Regions from separate parts of the Homo sapiens genome. Here region 2 is linked to region 1. Evidence: chromatin loops called from intact Hi-C (ENCODE). Cell type or tissue: dorsolateral prefrontal cortex. All regions are shown on one strand. Links, peaks and the distances in the headings refer to the core of each region. The heading gives the core; the rest is flanking DNA.

Region 1 (8,328 bases), core at 156-8,155:
ATGGGCTCTGCAAAGGCTGATCTCCACCTTTCTCCCCAAACATGCCAATATCAGCGACAGCTCAGTTCCCTAGAACATGGCATAATTCCCAGCTCAGTTCCCTAGAACATGGCATAATTCACCTTCTGCAATGTTCTGTGGTCTGATCTTCATGACAGCCAGAGAAGGTACAAAGAGCTGACTTTCTTACTGCCTTGTTTTACTTGCTAGGAAACAGAGACAAAAGGAAGGAACTGACTTACCTGGGACTTATGAGTGGGGACGAGGTGGAACCCCAGCCAAAATCACACTCACCCCCCACTGCCTCTGAGAGTCCACGTCACCAGGAGTTTAAGCCCCAAACCATCTTGACTCCTTCTCCAATATTTTCTAGCTCTTCTAATATTCCGTTACTTAAATAATGACGAGTTCTATGATGATTGCATTGCAGTATGTTTTCATAAAATCCACAGAGGATATTGCAACCGCAAGTGTTAAGCCACACCTTTTTCCAGTCCAATGTAACGATCCTGAGGAATCTTTGTCCCCCAGATGAACGCATTTATCCAGTTTTGGTTCTGCTCTGGAGGAGGTGGGAGGAGCTCGCTGTCCACAGTCGGTGGCCTCTCGCTTCCCCCTCTTAGGTGTACCCTGCTTTGTGTATCTGAGGGAGGTGTTGCAGCATGCCCTTCTTAAGAGCTGAAGTTTCAGGGAGACAGGGCTTTACTTCCAGACTCTTCACGGTCTAAGAATTTGCAGGTGACGGTTGTATTCTACTTGTCAAATGAGTTCTCCCAAACTCTCACAGGTTTCCATTATGTTTCAGGCCCACAGAATCATAAGCACAGGCCTCATTTTCACATGAGGCTTAAGCCTGAATCTCCTCTTTCACATTCAGGCCTCTGTGCTAGGCTCATCCCCTTCTGAATGACAGCTTCTTTGAGACCTTCAGAAACCATAGACGTGGGTGGGGAGTTACAAGGCCCTCAATCTGCCCTTTTCCCTTTATCCTGGCTTTACAGTTGGACCAGGAAGTATTAATAGCAGATGCTTGCTCAAGGCCAAAGTGCCCACTTTCTATCCCATTGTGTGTGGGTCAAAAGGTGACGCTCTCAAACCAAGGCCCAGATTTCTGAACACTCAGTCCACCTGGCGGGTGGGCACCAGCAGAGAGGCCTTCCCTGAGCAGAGCTGTCCTTCTCTCTCTCTGCCAGCAAAGCAGTTGGCTCTTGTCTCCTGGACTTCGCTAGAATCAACAGGAAGCTACCTACCCATTTTCTGACTCTTTCCACCCAGTTCTTCCCCAGCTTGTGGCTGACTGTCACTGGCATTCCAGCAATCCTAAGATTGTATGGAGGATGCTCTGAAGCACCCCAGCCTCCAGCTTGTGAGGCCTGGGTCCTCACTGCCTGCTGTCTGACAGACAAGCCCTGCATCCTTTTGGTTTATGTATGGCAGTTCCATTTCTGGTACCCATTGCTGTACTAACGAGAGAACACTCTGCACAGGGCCCAGACTAACAAAAGTAGAGCTTTCCCTCCCATGGTCTAGCTCAGATGTAAGCAGCCATGGCCCAAAGGGCAACTGTGACTGCTTAGCTCCCAACATCCTCCTAGGGTCACTGGGATGCACCAGGCCTGGGTGTTGCCCAGCCCAAGGAGGAGGAAAAAGGACCAGGGAGGGCACAGCTACACCCCAAAGGGAAGACCCCTGGAACCAGCACACATCATTTTCAGCTGCACCTCATGGCCTGGACTGAGCTCACATGACCTCAACACACGTGAGAACGCATAGGAAATGCAGGCTTCGTATGGGCAGCCACAGCCATCCGCCCAGCTGGCATGGAAGATGCCAGGACTGAAAGAAGGGAAGACAGGACCAGCAGTCTTCCCCAAGTGACCCAGGGTGAGCTCTGTCACCTGAGCCCCAGCGAGGAAAACAGCAGCACTGCTAGTGTTGCCACGCAGAGTAAAAGGAGACCATCCCCGCGAACAAGCAGCACGGTGCCTGCCGCACTGCAAGCGCTCACAAATGACCGCTGTCTTCACCACCAGCACATTTGCTAGTAACATCAGTTTGGGGAAAACGCTGATGGGAGCTGTTAGCACCTGAATCCCAGGACCAGAGCTAAGAGGAGGACGGCTCACTCTCACAGAGCCCCGGCTGTCGTCCTGGCAGCATGACGTCCCAGAGAAGGTAGACGAGGGGTTTACTTCTGCCTCCCTGTGGACTTTTCCCTATGGGGTGGTAGAGCTTTGCCTTCCTGCATGTCCAAGAGTGTGCAAGAGTGTGTGTGTGTGTGTGTGTGTTTAGTCAAGACATATTGTTCTCTCTCTAGGTTAGAACATGAAGCTTCCCGAGAGGTCAGGGAAGCTGGTCTGTAGGTGAAGGCATCCACACTGCCCAGCCCTTTGATCCTGCTTCGAGTCCCGCTTCTGGCTGGAAGAGGCTCCTACCCTTTCTGGCTGGGAGAGAGTTCAAGTTTAAGAAGGAACCTATGGGTGGAAATGAAGAGACACCCTCTCCAACATCCCGCACTGGAGCTGTGACAACCCCTACACCCCACACATGAACACCCCTGCCCAGGTTGTTTGAAATGCTTGTTCTCCGGTGCCATAAAAAAATAGCACTTGAACATAAATTTAATTTATTTAGTAAGGCCATTTTTACTTCCTGCAGAAAGGGTACACCCACCAGCAGTTTTGCCACCAGAGTACACCGAACAACGGAGTCAAGTTATTTTGTAACCTGACGCGTCCACCCTGCTGCTGTGAACGGTTTCCATTGGCTGGAATGGGACCCCTCACTCTGTATTTGTCCTGATTGGCTAGCAATTTAGAACTTTTTAAAAGAGGCAAAGGTAGAGGAGAACAAAGGAAGGAGAAAGTAACTTGTGGAATGCTGAGAAAGACAAAAACACTTTTAAATAAGGAAGAGGAACAAGCTATGACTTAATGCTTGTTGGACCAGTATAAGCATGCCAGGGCAAATATTTAGGCTAAATTGTGGGAGCTAAGAACATAAAGTACATTGATTTCTTTATTACGGCTAGCAGATATTTAAGAATGTTAGCACAGGTCTTTGAATAAATTTTGCTTTTAAGAGAAGTTACTATTTATTCCTAATTAGACAGGGAGGAAAGTCTTTGAAGAGGAACCTCTATTTTACTTTTTACAAGGTGAACACCAACCCTCACAGGGCCACCTCTACATATCCACACCATTAGTGATGGAGACACAGACATTCCATGGCCCCATGAACACCCCCGCCCAGGTGAACACCAACCCTCACAGGGCCACCACTACATACCCACACCATTAGTGATGAAGACACAGACATTCCGTGGCCCCAGTAACATGCTCACCAACACATGGTCACTGACGGAACTCCCAGACACACTCTCCACACGTAGTTCCGCACACACTCTCGCACTTCCATGACAGCAGCACAGGGATACACGTAACCGCCCTGTGTATATGGCTCACCTGCACACAGCCAGGACAAACTCTTGGCACACCCTCTCAGCTCGGGGTGAGGGGGATACCCTTTTGCAACATCCCTTTGCTTTTCGCCAGAAATCACACTCCAAACCACAACTTCATCATCCTCCATCAATAGGAAGCAATCTCAGCCCATCAACCTGTCTGTGCATTGACATTTATTGCCAGTAGGTGTCAGGCAGATATTATCTGCTCCTGCCTGGCAAGCAGCCCCTTTGGAGTCAAGTCCCCTATAGGGGAGAGATGTATTAACGGAAGAAACAGAAACAGGGGGAAAAAGGAGAGGGCCTTAGGGCTCTTAGCTCCTGGGTGGGGGTGGGGCCTGTGTGGACCTGGGCATTTCAGGCCCCTAAGTTAATACAGAGCACGCCTGTGGGCAGGTGGCAGGGGCTGGGCATGGCTGGGATCAGGAGTTGTGTGTTACCACAAGTGCACAGTGAGTGTGATAGGTATGGTGAGGTGAGGGCATCCCCATGAACCTGCAAAGCCCTGTTGAGAGTGTCTGTGTTGCAGGGCGAACCCCAAAATTTGGGTTCAGCCTGGGAGGCCATGTGGGTTCTTGCTTTCCTACAGGAAGAAATTCAAGGGCCAGCCAATAGAATAAAGTGAAAGCAAGTTTCTCAAGAAAGTAAAGGAATAAAAGGGTGGCAAAGCAGCCCCAAGGGCTGCAGGGTGACCATTTTGATGGTTATTTCTTGATCGTAGGCTAAATAAGGGGTGGATTATTCATGAGTTTTCTGGGACAGGGGTGGAGAATTCTCAGAACTGAGGGCTTCTCCCCTCTTTAGACCATGTAGGGTAGCCTCCCCACATTGCCATGACATCTGTAAACTGCCTTGGCTGTGGTAGGTGTGTCTTTTAGCATGCTAATGTATTATATTCAGCATATAATAAGCAGCGAGGATAACCAGAGGTTGCTTTTGCAGCCATCTTGGTTTTGGATGGTTTTGGCAGTTTCTGGCTGGCTTCTTTACTGCATCGGGTTTTATCAGCAGGGTCTTTGTGACCTTGCAAACCAGGCCTGTGGATTTCTATCTCACCTGTTCTAGAGGGAGTCATTCTGGTGCAAAGCCTTCTGACATCCATGTGTGCGTGGGCGTGGGTAATTGTACAACCACTTGCAGAGTGCGGGTGTGCAGGCCCTTGTGGCCCCAGAGGTCAGATCATGTGGCAAGCAGCCTGCAGGTGGGCTGGGGTGAGGGCAAGGAGGGGGCTCTTTGTGAGCCTCTAGCTCACTCAGACATGGCTTTGGGGCCTCAGCACACAGCCTGGTTTGGTGTTGTGCTTCCCGCACAGAAAGGACTTGCATCTGATGTTGAGTCTGAATCAAAGGAAGTGGAGGCCCCAGAGCAGGGGCTGGAGGGCTGTTTATGAAAGATGTTGCTGTGTCTTGCTGGTGGCTGCAACCTGAGGCTTCTGAATTCTGCTTTCCATTTCTCAAGATGATATGTTAGCTGCCACTTAAAATATCCCAGACACTCCTCCCTGCTTTAATAACAATCGTTAGACTCAGATAATGGCTATTGATGAGGGTGTTTTGTTATTGTTTGCGGTTTCTTGCTCTTTACCTGGCTTTTATAATAAACCAGGTGTCCTCTAGGCCCCTATGAATTGTGGTAAGGCCCCTTCCTGGTAGAAACCAAACAAAATTCCAAGCCCCCAACCAACTGAATAGACACCCCCTCTTGGCCAAGAGGATCCCACAGAACCCTGAAAAAATAGGTCAGGCCATGATAGGAAGGGAGTAGGGCACAACTTCTTACATCCCCTCCATTTGGAGTTTAGGCACAACTAACTGACCAGAACTAATATTAAAATAGAGATCATAAGATGGACAAAACACTCTTTGTGGCAATAAAATTCCAAATTTCAACCTGACTCTGGTATAGCATCACCTGACAGAGAGCAGACCCTGAAGGAAATCAAAGTATTTTAACCAAAAATATATTTCTTTGACATATTTTGAAATGGCCCTGCAAAGCTGTCTCTTGTGGGGAACATTTACATTCAATAGAGAATTTTCTTCCTTTTCTAGGTCTTTTCCTGATCTAGGAGAGATTTAACTACAGCCTAACACCTTTTAAGTTCCCCAAGGAGACATTTACCCTCCATTCTCTCTGAAGCCTGCTACTTAGAGGCCTGGTCTACATAATAAGAACCTTGGCTTCCACAGCCCCCTTTACCTTAACTCAAGCCTTTCTTTCTGCTGACTTCAGCTCTTAAGGCAAAGCTTAACTCTTTCAACCAACTGGTGATCAGAAAATCTTTGAATCCACCCATGACCTATAAGCCCTCCCCATCCCCTACCCCTGCCCCACTTCAAGATGTCCCACCTTTCCAGGCTGAACAAATGTATACCTTATGCATATTGATTTATGTCTTTGCCTGTAACTTCTGTATCCTTAAAATGTATTGGCTGGATGTGGGGCTCATGCCTGCAGTCCCAGCACTTTGGGAGGCAAAGGCAGGTGGATCACTTGAGGTCAGGAGTTCAAAACCAGCCTAACTGACATGGTGAAACCCCATCTCTACCAAAAGTACAAAAATTAGCTGGGTGTGGTAGTGGGCACCTATAATCCCAAATACTCGGGAGGCTGAGGCAGGAGAATTGCTTGAGCTCAGGGGGCGGAGGTTGCAGTAAACCGAGATCACATCACTGTACTCCAGCCTGGGCAACAGGAGTGAAACTCCATCTCAACAACAACAACAACAAACCAAACAAATATTATACAGGTGTGGTGGTGCATGCCTGTAATCCAGCTACTCAGGAGGCTGAGGCAGGAGAATAGCTTGAACCTGGGAGGCAGAGGTTGCAGTGACCCATCATCACACACATATATATATGTGTGTGTGTGTGTGTGTGTGTATATATATGTACACGTATATATACGTATATATACATATATACATACACGTATATATACGTATATATACGTGTATATGTATATACGTATATAACATCTCAGGAGCTGGGCAAGTGGGTTCAAGCATGCACACTAAGAGGCAAAATGGTGGAGTTTAACTGGTCTATGACTCCTCCTAGGGACATCTGGTAAGAGAAGAATGCCTCAAGTGAGTATGTACACAACTGTAGTAAACACACTGCACATGTGATACCCCCTCTCCCTGTAAGTGCTGGCAGCCACTGTGCATGCGGACAGCCCACCCCAAGGGAAGAATATATATACGTATATATATACACATATATATATGTAAGCTGTAACCCGACCCCCTCAGGCACTTGTACTCAGGACTTCTTGAAACTGTGTGCAAGCCATGGTCACTCATATTGGACTCAGAATAAACTTCTTTAAACATTGTTAATAGAAAAACATTAGACAAATTAAATTTAACAGAGTTTAATTGAGCAAAGAAAAAAAAGAATGATTCTTGAATCGGGTAACCTCCAGAATCACAGCAGATTTAGAGAGACTCCAGGGATGCCTCTTGGTCAGAGCAAATTTATAGATTAAAAAAAGGAAAGTGATGGACAGAAAACAGAAGTGAGATTCAGAAGCAGCCGGATTGGTTACAACTTGGCATTTGCTTTTATTTGAACACAGTTTGAACAGCAGCCTATGAGTGGTGAAAGTCTGGCTGCTGAGATTGGCCGAGACTCAGCCACTGAAGCATCCTCCTAAATCAGGTGTCTAGTCTCGTCTGCTTACTAAGTTAGGTTACGGTTCATCCTCAAGGACTCAAGTATGGAAGTATGGAGGCTTTCTCAGGCCATATTTAGTTCTATTTAACAATATTTTACAGGGTTTGGCCTTTCTCAACACTGGCCTGAGGACTGTGGGCATGTTATGCCACGGTCTCTGCTCGGGGGAGCCCTTGGAGGCTTCTAATTGCAAACCTCGAGTTGTGAGTCTTTTCCTGCTATGTACTTCAAATAATACCCAGCTCCCAGTGAGCACCAAGGAAAGGTCAGCTGTTACTTGGTATTATTGTTCAGCAGTGGCAAATCCACATGGGTCTACAGCAGCCTCAATTCTTGCCTCCTCAGAAGAAAGAATTCAGCTAAGGGGCATAAGGCAGAGGGAGACAGTGAGGCAAGTTTTAGAGCAGGAGTGAGTTTATTAAAAAGTTTTAGAGCAGGAATGAAAGGAAGTAAAGTACACTTGGAAGAGGGCCAAGTGGGTGACTTGAGGGATTCAAGAGCACAGTTCGACCTTTGACTTAGGGTTTTATATGTTGGCATACTTCCAGGGCCTCGTGTCCCTTCTCTCCTGATTCTTCCCTTGGGGTGGGCTGTCCGCATGCACAGTGGCTGCCAGCACTTACAGGGAGAGGGGGTTCCACATGTGCTGTGTGTTTACTAGAGTTGTGTACATACTCACTTGAGGCATTCTTCTCTTACCAGATGTCCCTAGGAGGAGTCATAGACCAGTTAAACTCCACCATTTTGCCTCTTAGTGTGCATGCTTGAACCCACTTGCCCAGCTCCTGAGATGTTATCGGAAGCTGCTGATCATGAGTTTCAGATGTTTCTATCTATTGGGGATACTGCTTTTCCCTGGCACTGGCTGCAACCAATTATTATTTTAGAGAAACAGTTTAACCACTGCTTGACCATCAGTGATTGTTGCCTGATATTTCTGGTTGGGGTTGTAGGGGCCAGGGGCGCTCTCTCCTGCCCTGCGTATGTCTGACCAACTACCTTCGGTAACATTATTATTAATGAATTACAGAAGATAATCTTTCTCTCAATCTCTCTTTCTCTTTCTGTCTCCCCAAACACCATCAAATGATGGGGTGCCTTGTCACCACTGCACGCAGTCATCAGGGCTAAAGCCAGAGGGGAAGAGTCTGGCTTCCCTCATGGTATTAGTCTGGGCCTTAGATGGGT
Region 2 (8,328 bases), core at 134-8,133, 48 kb after region 1:
AAAGTGGTAGGATGGGGCGGGGGTACCCGCTGATCCAAAAATGAAGTCGGAAAAACACCCAGTGGGAGCTCTAGAATTTTTCCAGCAGCTGCATGCATAGCATGCGGCCAGACCGGCTCCGTCATCGTCATCGTTGGAGCTTAGCAGAAATACAGATTCCCAGGCCCACCTCTGGAGACCTGGAATCAGGGTCTCGGGGTAGTGTTTGTGAACGTGGGTTTTCAGAGCTCCCCAGGTGAGGTCAGTGACTGCCAGTCCTGGGTCCATTCCCCAGTTCTTCCCAAAGACAAGGGTGCGGCTTTCTCTCTCCTGAATCAACTGAGCCCACCGCAGTGATTCTGGTTGGGACTGGGGAGGAGGGGCCCCAGGTGGGACATGCCTGCCTTCTGAGGGACACATCCCAGGAGTGGACAGCGAGGCTGGCAGGCCCCAGAACAGCTCCTCCTGCACAGCACTGCGTCCCTGATCATCAGCACTGCGTCTCTGATCATCTCCAGGAGACTCAGTGTGCCAGAGTCTACTCATTTGAAGGTAGAGGTGAGGGGCTGGATCTTTCCCTGGACCCCTCTGCACCTGGACAAGAGGCTGGGCCCTGGGCGTCACCTTCCTGCTTGCTGCCTCCAAATGACATCCGTGTGGACAACTCCATGAGGCTACAGTGGAGTGTCCGCTCAGCTACTGTGGGAAGACCAGCTGCTGTGGGCACAGGGTTCACTGCATGTAAAGAAAGGAGACATCCTGGCCAACATGGTGAAACCCCATCTCTAGTGAAAATACAAAAATTAGGCATGGGGGCGCACACCTGTAATCCCAGCTACCTGGGAGGTTGAGGCATGAGAATTACTTGAACCCGGGAGGCAGAGGTTGCAGTGAGCCGAGATGGCACCACTACACTCCAGCCTGGGCAACAGAGTGAGGCTGTGTCCCACAAAAAAAAAAAAAAGAAAGAAAGAAAGAAAAGAAAAAAGAAAAAAAAAAGAAAGGGGACGTGCCTTTGGGTTAGCGCCAGATCACTCTTGGTAGCCTTACTCCAGCTGTGCCCCACCCCTGCCCACCTCTTCCACATTCCCCGGATTTGGGGAAGAGGGGCTTAAAAAATGAAGTAATTATTACAACACAGAGAGAAATATCCCTCTTATATGTCCATCTTGGTAATTTTTTTGAAAGTTAAAAAATGTAGAGACGAATGCTGTATGATTCTACTTACAGGAAGTACCAGAGCTACCAAATCCACAGAGACGAAGAGTAGAATTGGGGGCCAGGGGATGGGGGGAGACGGGGAGTGAGTGTTGAGTGGGTGCGGAGTTTTAATACGGGGTGACGGAAGGAGGTGAAGAGCTGGCTTGTGAAGATGCCTGCACAGGACGGTAAAGGCACTCATGCCATTGAACTAGACACGCATAAATGGTTACATGGTAATTTTTTTTTTTTTTTTTTTTTTTTTTGAGACTGTCACCCAGGCTGGAGTGCAGTGGCACAATCTCAGCTCACTGCAACCTCCGCCTCCTGGGTTCAAGCGATTCTCCTGCCTCAGCCTCCCTGGTGGCTGGGATTATAGGCGCACACCACACACCCGTCTAATTTTTGTATTTTTAGTAGAGATGGGGTTTCGCCATGTTGGTCAGACTGGTCTCAAACTCCTGACTTCAGGTGATCCGCCGGCCTCAGCCTCCCAAAGTGCTGGGATTACAGGTGTGAGCCACCGTGCCTGGCCTAAAACGGTAAATTTTATGTTACATATATTTACTACAATTACAATTTTTCTTAAAAGGGAGATAAAAATCCTCGGGCCACCAGAAGCTAGGCTTCGAGACCCTACACTGGGTCCCGGTGTCCTGGGACTGTCACCGGTTGTAAGCTGCTGTCCCTGTGTTCCCTGATCATTGATTACTCACAAGGCCAACCTTTTGCTCTGGAATGTGTTCAGGGTTGGACCGTAAGTCATATGGCTGCCACCTTAATAAGAATAGTTTCCTGCCTGAACTGTGGCCCCGGCTGCTTTCCAATCCTTAATCCTGACCTTAAACAGGAGAATAAAGGCCGGAGGAGCAGCTTCCAACCATTGCGTCTGTCTGGCTGTGCTCCGGAGGTGTTCCCATGTAGACTTTATCCTGCCACTTTCCCATGTGAAAGTCTCCCGTGTGAAGGTGGAGGCGGAGCTTACAGCGAGCTGAGATCGAGCCACTGCACTCCAGCCTGGGCGACAGAGCGAGACTCTGTCTCAAAAAAAAAAAAAGAAAAAGAAAAAGAAAAAAAGCCTCCTGCACTTCCCATGCTGGCTCATCAGATCCTTCTGCACTGGGTCCTGGCCACCTTTCCACCTCACTCTTCCTCTTCTTCTTCCTCTCTACGTTCCAGCTTCCCTGATTTCAAGTTGCAAATCTCAAGCCTCAAATCCTTCAGGTTTTGGCTGGAAAGAACACCTCCCTGGGGAGGGCCTCTTGGATGCCCCATTCCTTCCTACACACATCCCCTATTTTACTTCTGTCTCCTGCAGCACTTGCTCGGTGACATCTTCGGTATGGGACCATCTGCATCGAGCTTTATCTGGGCAGATGTGCAAGGCATCCCCTGCTGGCAGCACAGCCTCCTGAGAACGGGGGTCTCCTGCCCATTCACCACTGGTTCATGCAGGTTCCAGTTCTGTGCCTGGCCCGGAGTAGGGAATCAAAACACCGGATGAGGCTCAGAGACGCGGCAGAGGTGTGAAGCAGTTTTGTCCTCAGTCGCTAAGACCCGTCCCTAATGGCATGAAACAACCTCTGGGGACTGCCTGCAGGTAGATGCTGATGCAGGGAGCCACAGACACGACGTGGAGGATCAACGAGTGGGTGGCAGCCTATGCCAGACATCCCCGGCTATGCAGGGAAGGGAGTCTCTTCCAAGACTACAGGCATCTCTCTCTACTCTGTGTCTCAGGATGGAAAAGAGAGAGAGAGGGAGAGGGGGAGAGACAGAGAGAAGAGAGAGAGAGAGAGAGAGAGAGAGAGAGAGAGAGAGAGAGATGGCGCCAATCCTGCACCTTGAATGACCATTTCCAGAGCCATGCTGGCTTTGTAGAGGGTGGAGAGGTTTCCTGCAAGACCAAGGTGTGGTCACAGCCCCTGGCCCAGGAGGAGGCTCTCATGTTGTCCATGCTCTGCCAAAACTCTGTTGCTCAAACTTCAGCTGCTTGTGTTTTTCTGCGCCACACTTAGCACGTGAGCCTCTCATCTTGGCACTAAGCCCAGAGAAGGACTGAGGATCCCAGGCCAGCTGGGAAAGACAGATAAGGTGGGGCCTGGACCCCATGGCTGGAAAATAACGTGGCTGAAGGTGAATGTCCACCTGAGATTCCCTGGGCAAAAAGGGAAGCTGTATGTATCTTGCAAAGCCATCTTCCAGATCGGGATCTGGGATAAATTCTGCCCTCTGCTGCCTGGAAGGAGATTCTCGGCTGGCCTGGCCCCACTGGGCTGCATGCTACGCAGTGGCGCACTGGGTGTAATGACCACTGTCTGCTTTTGCAAAAAATAAATAAATACATACATACATACATAAAATAAATACATAAATAAAGAGCAAACAGGCTACCGCCAGGTGTCCCCGGGGCAGAGCAGAATTTCTTGACAATCTGAAGTGGCTACTTTCTCTCAAAGTTTTCGTGGTACTGTTCTCAGCTCAGCAAGCACAGCTTCCAGAAAGGTATGGATGTTGCTTTGAAAAACAGGCTCCTTTGAATAACAAAAGTTTGATATTCTATTAATGTATATTTTGGAAGAACAAAGTGGGAAGGCACAGGTACACTTCTTATTTTTTATTAGTGATCAATGTGTTTTTGAAAATAATAATAGTGCATGATTTATTTCTCACTTGCTTCGGATTCAAGAGCTTTTATGACTTTGCAGGCTCCGTTCAGAACGAAGCGGCCTTGGCAAAGGGAAAGAGATCAACATTAACGAGGTTTGCTGAAGTGTACCTGCTGTATGAAAGATGATCGCGAATTAGTCCGAGAGCCAATGCAGGCCTGCTCTCGAGGCCCCCTTCCTTGGAGCATAAAGGCCAGCTTCACTTTGCCCAGAGCAGTCTGGCCCCACCACAAAGGTGGTCTGAGGCCAGAACGTGTTGGAATCTATCACAAAGGCTGAATCTGGGGTGCACATCTGCCCAGGAGCCACTGGCATTCCGGACAACCGCCTGCAAGAAAACGAACTTGGCTGACTTTGGGTCCCAAATGTGCACACGGATTAGACTGAGAAGAAAGACAATGGTGTGGTAACAAACGGCTGCATCGTCATTAAAAATGCATTTGGAGAGGCTTCCCAGCTATGTGAGAGAGAAAGAGCTCCACTGGCTCTTAAACCTTAATTAAATGTTTTAGTATTAATTGCTATTTATTTAGGGACAATAAGTACCCCAGCAAATCTGAGAGATGTTTCTGGCTATTCTGCACCCGACGCTCATGTCCAGGCATTAATTGCAAGATTCAGGGGATACTTAGAATCCCAACGCTTTCATCCTAGTGAGTGGTAAACGGTCTGTCCCGCAATCGGCAACAGAATCTTATAAGCATTTATCAAGGACTAACGAGGCTGTGTGCATAGCCCTCCTGGTCCACAGCTACTTCAGGAGGCCACCAGGAGTGGGCCGTGGCTTCGTGTCGGCAGATTCCCAGGCTGAGCGCAGCTGCCTTCAGTAAGCCTCACGGGCTCTTCTGAACTCTGCGGACGACCTACCTGAGAGCCACAGGGAGGGGGTCAGCTCTTTAGACACAGAGATGTTTCCTTGTGTAAATGCCGGTGGTCCTGAAACAGCTCCTCAGGCACAGTTGGGAAGTGGGGTCCACCTGGGGCCCATCTGGGGGCGCCCATGTCTCTTGCCTTTGCCTGGGGCTGCAGCACAGGGCTAGCCCACCAACAGTATTTCTGGGGGGTCTTCAGTGCCCCATGCTGCTGGAAGGGGAGGACCAGGCTGATGAGACACGAAGGTTTTCTGGGGCAGATGAGTAAATAAAACACTTTTTTTTGCCCTATTTTATCTTTTTATTTTTTTTAAAGTCAGTGCTGCGGGCTCCTGTTCTAATGGAAAAGAAGGATCCCTGGGCTCAGGCCTGTGGAGTAGGCAGGGGATGTCCCGGAGCCAGGCAGCCATCGGGTGATCCAGCCCCACCACTAACAACCTGGCTGACCTCGGCCAAGTCATTTAACCTCCCACTGCCTCAGTTTCCCCACTTGTAAAAGGAATTGCTGGGAGGACTGGGCAGGTAAAAAGTGTTCCATGAGCTGCCGTGCAAACATTAGAAAGCTGTCCCCTCTCCCCTAGGGAGCTGACCTCGGCCAAGTCATTTAACCTCCCACTGCCTCGGTTTCCCCACTTGTAAATGAGATTGCTGGGAGGACTGGGCAAGTAAAAAGTGTTCCACGAGCTGCCGTGCAAACATCCGTATTACGGGGCTGTCCCCCCGAGTTGACCTCTCCAGTTCTGTGGGTCTGTGGCTCTTGGCGGAAGGGAGTGAGGGTCTTCGACTCTAAGGCCTTGCATCTCCCAGGTCAATGAATTGTGCATTAACAAATTTTAAAAATCATAACAGAGATGCTGGCAACCATCAGGACCCAGTCCCTACAGAGGCTTTACCAGGCGGGTCGCGGACTACACTGCTAGCAAGCCAGCTCCCTGCGGCTAGCTTGGTTGGCACTCCAGTAGGGGCTCCCTTCATGAGGGGAGCTGCGGTGAGGCAGACAAAGGCACTGGCTTCTGATGGATGCTCTAGGCTGCACATCCCCCCACTGAATGGTGGGGGCAACCCGCCTCTTACCTGCTGCAGCAAAGGCCCTTGCAGGGCAGCTCGGTTCCCATATTCTAATCTAATTACGTTTCTTTGCCAGTTGGCAGAACATGTTGGCTTCGGGGTAGGGAGTGAGGGCTGGAGATTTGATTTGGAGCAAACATGCAGTTCATTAGTGCCAGGATGAGGAACTGACCGATTCACTCCCCTCTCTGACTGCAGCTGGTTCCCCGCCCCCAGCAAGGTGCAGCCAGCTGAGTCCTCCAGACCTTCCCTGTCCGCGGGCCCCTGAGGACTTTGTCCATTCTGTCCCTCATATCAGATGGTGGGCAAAAAGTAAGAAAAAAATATTTTCAAATATTGGTATTCTATCCTAGAAATACGGCTCCCTACTCATGGAAGGGATCTTAGGTCACCTTTGGAAGGAAGCAAGATGAGGATGCGTAGAAAGCCCAGCGTCGAAAAGAACCATGAAAACAACACGAAAACCTCAGGTCACACCCATGGGCTGTGCTTATAGAATGCATGGGATGTGCAGCCATGAGGGCGCAATGCTCTCTCCCCTCAGCAGCCCGAGTGCTCTGAAGACTCAGCACAGAAGGAGGCAATTTAACGTTAGCATTAAAGTTAATATCACTAAAAGCAAACCAAATGTTCCCATCCAGCAGAGCGTGGAAAATTCATCCTGTTTTGGTGCCGGTTCCTGGCTTCAAATTAGTAGATGTCTCAACTCTTCCCTTTCTTTCTTTATCATTTTCTTTCTTATCTCTTATTTTTATATTTCAAAATTGTATTTTAATTCTGCCTTGCGCCCTCCCCCGATGTAAAGACATGTGATGGAGGTGCGATTCCTGCCTCCCTAGCCGCTGTCCTAATCTCCTCCTGTTGTGGGAAATGAGAGCTGTAATTGTCGCTTGTTTTAGGGAATGACTTTCCCTGCCACGTAGGCCACGCATGTGGTGGCCTTCCTGAGGGAAGGAGTGGCACTGATAAGAATAGTGAGGACGTGGAATCAGGGTGCATGAATGTCTGTTACTATCCTCCCCTGGGACGGGGAGGGCACTTCTAACAAATCCAACATCAAGGTCAAAAGCCCAGCCCCCCCCGCCGGCTCATGTTCAGAGAAGTGATGCCATTGGAAATCCACCCGCCATGTCTAAAAGAGCTCCCAGTGATCCCAAAGAGTGCAGGGGAGGGCAGTGGGGAGGGGAGGAAAGGGAACGAAAACAGGAATGTCCAAAGAGAGGTACCTACCGTGAAACAGACACACGGCGTCTGCCCTGCCCCCAGGAGGTAAAAAAGACTTCGGCCAGTCAGCAGGAGATTTCAAACCATTTCTCAGACACGAAGGCCACAGGAATAAGATGCCGATCAGAAGAGGAGGGTCTGCGGTGAACAGAAAAATGGGCTTTGGCGTGCTGGTACTTGACCATGACACATGATAGGCAAGCCGGGGCAGGCCTGTGGTGGGGACTGGCTTCTTGAGAAAGGAAGCACTAATGTGGACTCCTGGCCTTGCCAGGAAGGGACCACCCCCCACATTCCCTGTGGCTGGGAGAAGTCCTCACACACGAATGCTTTCTACCCTGGGAGGCTTTGGAAGACACAGACTGAGGGATCTGGGCACACGAGCACTTTGCTGCACAGGCCGGAAGGCTGTGCCGTCTCCACATTTTCGTTTTTGAATTTGCAGGATTAGCCCAGAGCCTGGGGTCTCTGCCTCTGATGGCAGATTTGACCCACTTTATTGCACATGACAGAAAGGATAGAACCTGGCTCCCAAAATGTCTCGCCCATATTTTGTCACCTTTGAGACTAAGCTACCATTTCCCAAGGCCAATGAAACCCAACAGAGCATGACCTTGGGCCAAAAGGCAAGAACTAGTTCCATCCAATGCCTCCATGCCAGGGCACGAGAGCACCAGCTGTGCGAACTCTGCTCTTGGACAGCCCCCCACCCCACCTCCCTGCATAACACAAGCACAGAAGGTGGGAAAAGTGAAGCAACAGAGGCCAGCCCACGGCCCTCTGCCCTCTACCCACACGGCCCAAGCACTGGCTGGCCCAGATTCACGTCCAAGCCAACATCCACATATTCAGTGAAACAGTTTGGAAATCTGTTAGCCGGTTATTTGTGAACTTAGCCTTCTGGAAGGCTGAAATGGCACCCATGAGCTCCCCAAATGTCTGAGTGTAAAACCACTGAGGTTTAGAACAACAGTTCTGAGGTTCTGAGCGCCACTGTCCTCCTCCAGAAGGGAAGGGAACGTCTAAGACAGAGAATATCACAGATGGCAGAATGCAACGTGGACATGCAAGAAGAGGCGTGGCCAGAAGGTATTTCAGGAACATCTGCTCATTCTAGCCAACAGGACAAAGACACATTAACTATGGATGTGGCAGCCCCGGCAGTCCTCCCTCTCCAGGGCCCCTGAACAAATCAGCAAACAGAACGAAAGGGAGCATGCAGCCAGCCCTTTCTAAAACAACTCGAGTCCAGTCACCTTGCCCTGGGTTCCAGGGGAGCCCTTTCTGGGGGCCTGGGGCAGTGTTACCCTGGCTGC

What was found. A loop is a pair of places that touch in the nucleus more often than their neighbours do. Peaks named below come from ENCODE experiments on the same cell type or tissue, not always from the same donor. Only the 100,000 strongest peaks of a DNase experiment are listed, where the experiment ranks them.
Region 2: it touches region 1 in a loop (2.0-fold over the local background); 3 of 110 quality-filtered maps call a loop at or near these places.

Annotation. Positions count from the first base shown.
Region 1 is chr1:4,821,589-4,829,916 of GRCh38, reverse strand. No RefSeq gene overlaps it. Among named protein-coding and RNA genes, the nearest start is that of LINC02781, 150 kb to the left of the region's middle. RefSeq lists an enhancer at 8,262-8,328. In dorsolateral prefrontal cortex, for the core only: a CTCF peak has its summit at 3,644 (motif pointing right); DNase peaks (open chromatin) are centred at 3,676 and 3,933.
Region 2 is chr1:4,773,249-4,781,576 of GRCh38, reverse strand. It overlaps AJAP1 (adherens junctions associated protein 1), which reads right to left. Exons shown (of 6, transcript NM_018836.4): 5 at 7,019-7,150. The coding sequence ends at 7,078. Among named protein-coding and RNA genes, the nearest start is that of AJAP1, 120 kb to the right of the region's middle. In dorsolateral prefrontal cortex, for the core only: a CTCF peak has its summit at 3,428 (motif pointing left); a DNase peak (open chromatin) is centred at 3,426; H3K4me3 peaks cover 485 bases; H3K27ac peaks cover 2,563 bases.